Linked DNA regions of Mus musculus: all the other regions are linked to region 1. The links are chromatin loops, found by intact Hi-C in ENCODE. Cell type or tissue: heart. All regions are shown on one strand.

Evidence for each region. Hi-C counts contacts between places; a loop is a spot of excess contacts. Peaks named below come from ENCODE experiments on the same cell type or tissue, not always from the same donor. Only the 100,000 strongest peaks of a DNase experiment are listed, where the experiment ranks them.
Region 2: a loop joins it to region 1, with 7 times the contacts of the local background. A loop is called at or near these places in 20 of 42 quality-filtered maps.
Region 3: it touches region 1 in a loop (4-fold over the local background); 15 of 42 quality-filtered maps call a loop at or near these places.

Annotation. Positions count from the first base shown.
Region 1 is chr15:37,905,063-37,907,562 of GRCm38, reverse strand. All of the region lies in intron 1 of Gm35019 (a long non-coding RNA gene), which reads left to right. Among named protein-coding and RNA genes, the nearest start is that of Gm35019, 1.7 kb to the left of the region's middle. In heart, a CTCF peak has its summit at 1,334 (motif pointing right); a DNase peak (open chromatin) is centred at 1,362; H3K4me3 peaks cover 631 bases; H3K27ac peaks cover 526 bases; H3K27me3 peaks cover 159 bases.
Region 2 is chr15:37,597,249-37,599,748 of GRCm38, reverse strand. It overlaps a transcript of Ncald not described here. Among named protein-coding and RNA genes, the nearest start is that of Gm24833, 5.0 kb to the left of the region's middle. In heart, a CTCF peak has its summit at 1,468 (motif pointing left); no DNase peak of the experiment used is centred here.
Region 3 is chr15:37,335,080-37,337,579 of GRCm38, reverse strand. It overlaps Grhl2 (grainyhead like transcription factor 2), which reads right to left. Exons shown (of 16, transcript NM_026496.4): 10 at 1,791-1,878; 11 at 1,235-1,374. Among named protein-coding and RNA genes, the nearest start is that of 4930447A16Rik, 89 kb to the left of the region's middle. In heart, a CTCF peak has its summit at 966 (motif pointing right); no DNase peak of the experiment used is centred here.

The DNA.
Region 1 (2,500 bases):
TGCATAGTTATCTGAGATACAGATAGAATTAGCCTTCCCATCTCTGAAAGAACAGACTCATAAAATCTCTATTCCAAGCATATTTTATGTGCATACTAAAATTCATCATCTCATCTTTGAGGACTCAGAATAGCCAGTGGGTCACAGTAGAATAAGATTTTTTGGATTTTATGTGGCCCCTGCCTTCTTTAATGGTGACTCTCTGTGCTTATTACTCCTTACACCTATAATTATTTTGCCACATGTTGCAGTGATTTGGGGACTGGTCCAGTTTAGGGTCAGGACCTATGGTCTTTATACTTGTATTGTCCTGAGTGGTTGAATGCTTGTCTAGCACCAAAAGAACTACAGCAGCAGCAACAAACACCCTTGTGTTGTCCTGGGTGACAAGTTGCTGACACTCAGTAACAGTTATCTGGTGAACAGCAAGGCACAGAATGAGTTGCATGGTGAAGCGTGCTGTCAGAATAACAGACAGTCAGAATAACAGACAGTCATCATTATTACTCACCTGATATCCACAAGCATCATTTAATTTGCTAACAACTCTAGCAGGAAATCCCCCCCCCCCCCTCCTCCTCCTCCTCCTCCTCCTCCTCCCCCTCCTCTTCACAAACACCTGGTCACTCGCTGGAGACAAAAATCAGGATCTAATTTCCTAGGAGGGTCGACACACAATAAGTGAAGGGCACAAAATACTGTCTTCTTTTTCAAGTTAGTTTCAGGAGCTATTGCACCTTAAAGTGATAAGGCCCGAATTCTGGGCAGATTGACATCAAAGACCACAAAATTTCCTTAGAGAGCCCCAGGCAAGATGGCGCTACACTGCTGAGTAGCCACCTCCAAGGGTTGCCCGCCTGGAAGGGGCTGGTGAGAGATGAGTGTGCAGAGACTTGCCAGGCTTCAGGGGAGAAGCCAGGGGAAGCTTGCAGAGGTGAGAACACCCTTGCTAGTTGCTGGCCAGCAGAGCTGTTGCACTCAGTGGGAATTTACTGTTATGTGGCTAATGGAGAATTTACTGAGTCAATTCTATCTAGTTCTCCTAAAGGGAGGATTAGTTTCACCATCTTTCCAGCTATGAGTTACGCTCAGAGCTGCCAGCCCCATGTACCAGCAAGGGGAGGGAGGAAAGCTAGGTACCAGAGGTTGCTGCGTTCTCTTGCCTTCCCTAGGGCCTGGAGGCGAAAAGAGGGAGGGAGAAAAGCGGGGGAAAAAGGGGAGATATGGTTACCTGTTTTTCCAACCTGCTTCCTGGGACTTCCTGGGGCTCACGTGGGAAGACCTGCTACCAGCACCTATGGGATTGTGTTGCTTAGAGCTGTGTTCCTGGCTTCCACACGGTGGCGCTCTTGAGCCACCGGTGTCTCAGCTTGGAGGGTGGCTCCTTCGCTGCAGGGACTCAGGAAGCCGCTCTCACAAGACACCTGGACACAAAGATCTGTGGGCTTAGCCTCTCTCCTCCAGAACAGAATTCCAGAAGAAGCCCCTGGGGTATTACATCCCTGACCAGCTGGAAGCTCAGAGACCAAAGTCAAGTAGACAGTGGCAGAGGGGGAAAGCCTGATTTTTGGTTCAGACTGAAAGAGAACGAGTCTATTTTCATAAGCGGTTACAGGACAACTGTCAAGAAGCCAAGAAACCCGGCGAGGTGTCAGGAGGCCTGGCGCAGTCACAGAGTCACTGGGACAGTCAGCTGGGCGGAAGGGGAGCAGATGAGGAATGAAGACGGCCCCTAGCCGGCTGTACTTCTGGAGAATCCCACCGAGAGGGGGCTGTTCTAACTGCTGTCAGCGGGGTGGGCTGTTGAGTCCCTTTGGCTCTGTAAACTCGAGGGTCATTCATCCCAATGTGAAGTCAAGCCAATGGGTGGTGGGTACTGATTTGTAGTTTGGGTGTGGGAGGCAGCTTTCTCGGGAGCTGAGGGGTATTATTAAATACGGCTTGATCTTTTGAGACATAACTCTGTTTTGACTCAGGTCATTCATTCACTTTCCACTCACAGAAAATACCACAAAATGTGGGGTGCTCCCGCATTGTGAGGGAGGAAGGAAGAGCAGGGCTGCAGAGCCAAGCTCTGGCTCCGGCTCTGGCTCTGCACCTACTGGCTGTGTGACTTTGGCACATTACTTGTCTTATTTCTGCCTTGAGTTAAAGACCTGTCACTGGGCAGAATAACAGTATGGGTTTCTTGTGTGGTACAAGTACTTAAAGGTACTTAAAATAGTACTCAGGGCACAGTGCTAGGTAAACAAAGCTATTTCTCAAAATTATTGAAATTCCAACTCCATGCTAGAACATCCCTGTTAGTCTAGAAAACACTGTCAATAGGTTAGCTAGGGCTAAGTCGATCTGTGGGCACATGACATGTCGCCTTTCTGTTTTTCTTTTCTTTCTGTCTGTCTCTCTGTTTTTTCCTCTCTGTCTCTGTTTGTGTGTATACATGCACATTCATGTGTGAATGTGGGCACCTCACCCCACAGGGTACCTGTGGAGGGCTGAG
Region 2 (2,500 bases), 310 kb after region 1:
TTTGTTTCATTTGTTATTATTTCATATATGAAAATCGTAAATATATTGAGCCTTTTTCTTGGTGTGAAGTTTAAATTTATTCTCTTCTCAAAAATCAAAATTGTTTGTAAACTTTCTTTTTAAATTTTACCTACAATATTTCCATAGTGTCGGTAGTAGTTTCCCCCAACTCAAGATCCTGTTCGGAAGCCTCCGGCTCCAGCAGCTGCTTTATCCACGTCAGGGATGGCAGATTGGTTTCTCTGTGTGATGTAACTTCCTCTTATAAACCACTCCACTTTGTGTAGCTTTTACCTTCATCAGCTGACTGGGTTCTGCTCAGTTCATTGTGTGTTACCCTGACTTGCGAGTGGACTGGCTGTCCTGTCACAGCTGTGGTCATTGTCACCATCTTGCCCTCTGCTGAATCACAGTTGCTGTTCCTGCAGCTGTGTGCATTGGGGTGAGAAAAGCTGCAGCCCAGAATGTTAAAAGGGTGCTCCCTCCCCATCCCAACAGCCAGGGCTGTCCAGTATATTTGCATTTTAGTTATTTGTATCACTACTTAGTAGGGATATGCTAAGGTCTTCTAGCATTGCCTAGACTTTGTTCCAACAATGGGTGGTCCTTGGATGGGAAGTGGCTATAAGCATAGTATAGTATTAGTATAGTATAGTCAATATAATGTAATGTAGTATAATGTGATGCAATCCTACACGGGTTCCCTTCATTTCCATGTTTCCATGTTTTCATGTCGTTAGAAGGCTCTAATGATCTGACAGGACGTTTATATTGCCACCCAAGACAACCAGCTTTGCTCGGATCTTTGCCTCAGTAACTGCTTTTCTAAAGTAGTTGTGATTCATTTCAACATGGCACATGACAAGCACTCTTCTAGTTATCCTCCTCTCCAAATTAAAAATGGGAAAAGTTTGCTCTGCTCAAAATGTGGACACATGTGCCAAACGCACAACTGCAACCTTGAAAAGAACGTTAAGTGCTTAAAAAAAATGGGAACAAATGCACATGAAGGCCTCTCTCCTAAAAGCTGCTTTTCTGTTTTGGGTGGTATCTTAGTTAGGGTTTTACTGCTGTGAACAGACACCATGACCAAGGCAAGTCTTATAAAAACAACATTTAATTGGGGCTGGCTTACAGTTTCAGAGGTTCAGTCCATTATCATCAAGGAGGGAGCATGGCAGCATCCAGGCAGGCATGGTGCAGGCAGACCTGAGAGTTCTAAGTCTTCATCCAAAGGCTGCAACTGGAAGACTGACTTCCAGGTAACTAGGGTGAGGATCTTATGCCCACACCCACAGTGACACACCTATTCTAACAAGGTCACACCTCCAAATAGTGCCACTCCCTGGTCCAAGAATATACAAACCATCACAGGTGGCATCATGGGTAATCTTAAAAAACCAAAACAAAAACAAAAAACAAACAAACAAAAAAAAAACAATGTGATGGGAAGTTACACTGCCACCTCCTGGCAGTACAGCTTCAGGCTATTAGTTAACATTTCAATTAGAGATTCCCAGTTGCCTCATGGAGTTATCCGGAGGACAAATGGCGGGCACCCTGCTCTGTTGGCCAGGCTTCTGAGTGCCCTATGTCTGTTGTGTCATATGCTGATAAGAACTCTACATTAATGATAATAAACACTATTAATTAAATCAAACTTTGTAGCTGTTTGGATAGGTTTGTATTTTTGGCTTGTTTTTTTTTTCTTCTTCTTCTTCTTTTTTGTTTTTCTAAGGTTAGCTGAGGAAACTATTCTGTCAGACAAAATGGAGAGGAGAGGGAAAGCTGAGCTACTTTAAAGCCTTTAAACTCCAATTTGCAAATAAAGAGAGAGAATTAATTAAAAACAATCATTAAGTCATTGAAAGAGCTGGGAAGACAACCTACTTAGCAATGCTTTCAGCTGGTTCCTGTGCAATTAGTTTCTGTGTGATTTAGGGAGGCATGCCTCATTAAAACTGCACTTCAGACAGCCCATCAACCATGATGCGCTTGCTTTTCAAAGACCTGGGATTGTTCCTACAACACAAAAAACACCAGGTCATTAGATACAGGGAACTGATGTCCACTGGCCCCCACGACTGTGGCAGGACTTTCCTTTATATCTGCTGATGTTTATGGTTGCTGCTGTCTCCTGTCTCTTTGTTAATCCACTGAACATTTATCGATAGCCACTGATGACCTGATACTTAATGACTCAAATGAAATATTTTTTTTTCCAACATCAAGGTACAGAAATAAACCTTGCTGTCTACATTATAGGGAAATCGGGCTTTCTCCCTCCATGTATGGTAATCGTAGTTGGAGCCAAACCCTGACAGTACGGATTTAACAGGGCATCTAATAATGACATCTGTTGTGTATTCTATTCCATTTGCTGGATGAGGCAACATTTAACTGTTTGACTTGCAGTAGTGAACACAGGTTACTGTGGCAAAACCGCGAAGATGCTGACAGTCACCAAGTAACAAACTGTGGTTATAACCCTGTATCCAGC
Region 3 (2,500 bases), 570 kb after region 1:
TCTTCTGTAAGATGTAGAGATGACCTCATTCCATAGAAAGCACAGCTACATGCTTGAAAGTTTTTTAAAAGGAAGCAGAAACACACAAACACACGCACACACTCTTGCTGGCTGTCCTTTCTGGACAAGATACAATATTCACTCTTTCCTCTTATATCTTGGTTCCTATGGAATAAGACAAGATAGAAATCTACTCCATGCAAAAAGTATGGATATATTTATTACCACCTTATAGCATGAACGTGGGATCACACACCGCGCTCCTCTGATTGGACAGCTGCCTCATCATGACATAGACCATTCTCCAGAAAGAGAAGAAGCTAGCGAGATCTCTCCTTCAGGCTGATGTCAGTGCCAGCACTCGGAATGGGAGGGCACTCGCAGCTGTCATGATGCTAGTTCTCAGAACAGTCTTTTTACCCAAGGACTCCCGAGGCAAAGGAAAATCCATCAGAGCAAAATTAAAACCCCAAGTACGTGTGGCTAAAACCAGCTGTGGCTGACACTAAGAAACATCCTTCTTCTCCATACTTTCCACTTCTCCCGTGGGAGAGGAGATCTTAAAGAGGAAAGGAAATAAACATCTCTCATCTCAGAACTCTGTAAACCTCCCTTACTGAGGCCCCAGTCATCAGTTAGCCCTCAGTTAGCCCTCAGCAGGGGGTAGTTAGGCCCAGTCAGTACTGGAGTACTAGATACAGACAGATACCTACTTTTTGTTTTCATTGAGCATTGTAATTATTGAACATTTATTTGGTTTCTAATCCTTCCTTTCACTTGTAAATTATAACCATAGGACCTAGTTTTTTGTGTATTTGAAGGAATATCCAATATTCTCATTTTCCTCTGGATGAGAAATGATTTATCCATTCAACGAAAGTTTTACATTTACTAAAGAAACATTTGTTTGCAAGATCTTCGTTTCTCTCCATTGGGCCAATGTATGAAGTTATTGATACAGTTCTCTCTCACCACAAGGTGGCAGTATGTGAACCGATAGAGTCGGCTTGACAGAAAACTATGATGCGCTTTCTCCCTTGGTGTTGTCAACAATTTTCTAATAACAGCTTACACCTTTCTTTGCCTTAGAGTCCCAGTATTCTCTCCCAAGACAGTCGTTTCTGTAAAAATCTACTTTTGTATGGAACAATACTGACTTTGCTCTGCCACTAAACTCGAAGGAGAGTTGTAGTCTGCTCTGTTGGCCGGGAGGGTGTGAGAGCAGGAGTCTTACCTGTCCGGTCCTCTGTAGGTTTGCAAAGTGAACATCTGGTATGAAGAGCACAGGCTGTGAGTGCAGGTCGGGCATGGTTTTGAAGTACGTGATGTCACTCTTCTTCTGTAACGGTATGGCGGCCATCTTCCCATCAGAGGCTGGATGCAAACACAAAGCCCACGCACGAACGGGGTTACGCACGCGTGAGAACTCTCAGCTACCGGCCTCATCTTAGCCAAAATCCATGATTCTCCCTCAAAGCTTTCTCAGCACCCTAGACGTGATTATGCTTTAAAAGTCCTTCCTCAGGCCCAAGCAAACAAAAAATACATGGGATCCTAGGAGAATCCATTCAACGTGGACTGAAGCTTCCTCCACTTCCTGCTGACCTGTGTGGACCCTGGAGACTTCTGTTTGTGCTCCATGTGGAGGTTCCCCTGCCCCTGAACGAGAGCATGCACCTTAGGCATCTGCACCTTCCCCTACAGCCTGCTTCTTTCTATCTGTCTTCTCGAAGGACCCTGCTGGCTGCAGTCCCCCCACTTAGCACAGTATGGGGGAGGGGGTGACTCACAGTTGTTGCACTGGGCTTGAGAGGCCTGGCCCTTCCCTTTCTTCCTGTTCTGCTTTCTCTCTTCATCCCGGATTTTTCTTTCTGCTCCCTGATCGGGAAAACAAAGAGAGACCAACCAAGGTATATTCTCAGAGGATGCAAACACAAAGCCCACGCACGAACGGGGTTACGCACGCGTGAGAACTCTCAGCTACCGGCCTCATCTTAGCCAAAATCCATGAATCCAAGAATATTGTCACACGCTCTCGCGTGAACACACACACACAACATATGCACACACACAACATATGCACACACACATTGAGGCACACACACATACATGCATCTACATGAGCATGCCCACAAACACACATGTACACGCTCACATGCCATGAAGGTGGGAAGTAGAACGAGGGAAGCCTCGGCTTCCTCCCTCCCTGCAGCGCAGTGAGAACACACACAGATCTGTGTGCAGCGCTTTGACCTTGGAGCGATGTTAACTCACCCAGATCACCTCCTCTTCCTGTCTCTGCCTATTTCATGAACTTGATTTTTAAATCCATGAGGAAAGAACAGGCTGAGTTCTCTAACTCAGTGTCTCCTGCTGAATAACTATTAATAGTTATTATCAGTGCTATTAATAGAATGACCTTTTCCTGTGCAAGTTTTCCTCTGCATATGGTTATGAACTTAAAGAAAAAAATCACCACAGGAAGAAAGGGCATTCCTCT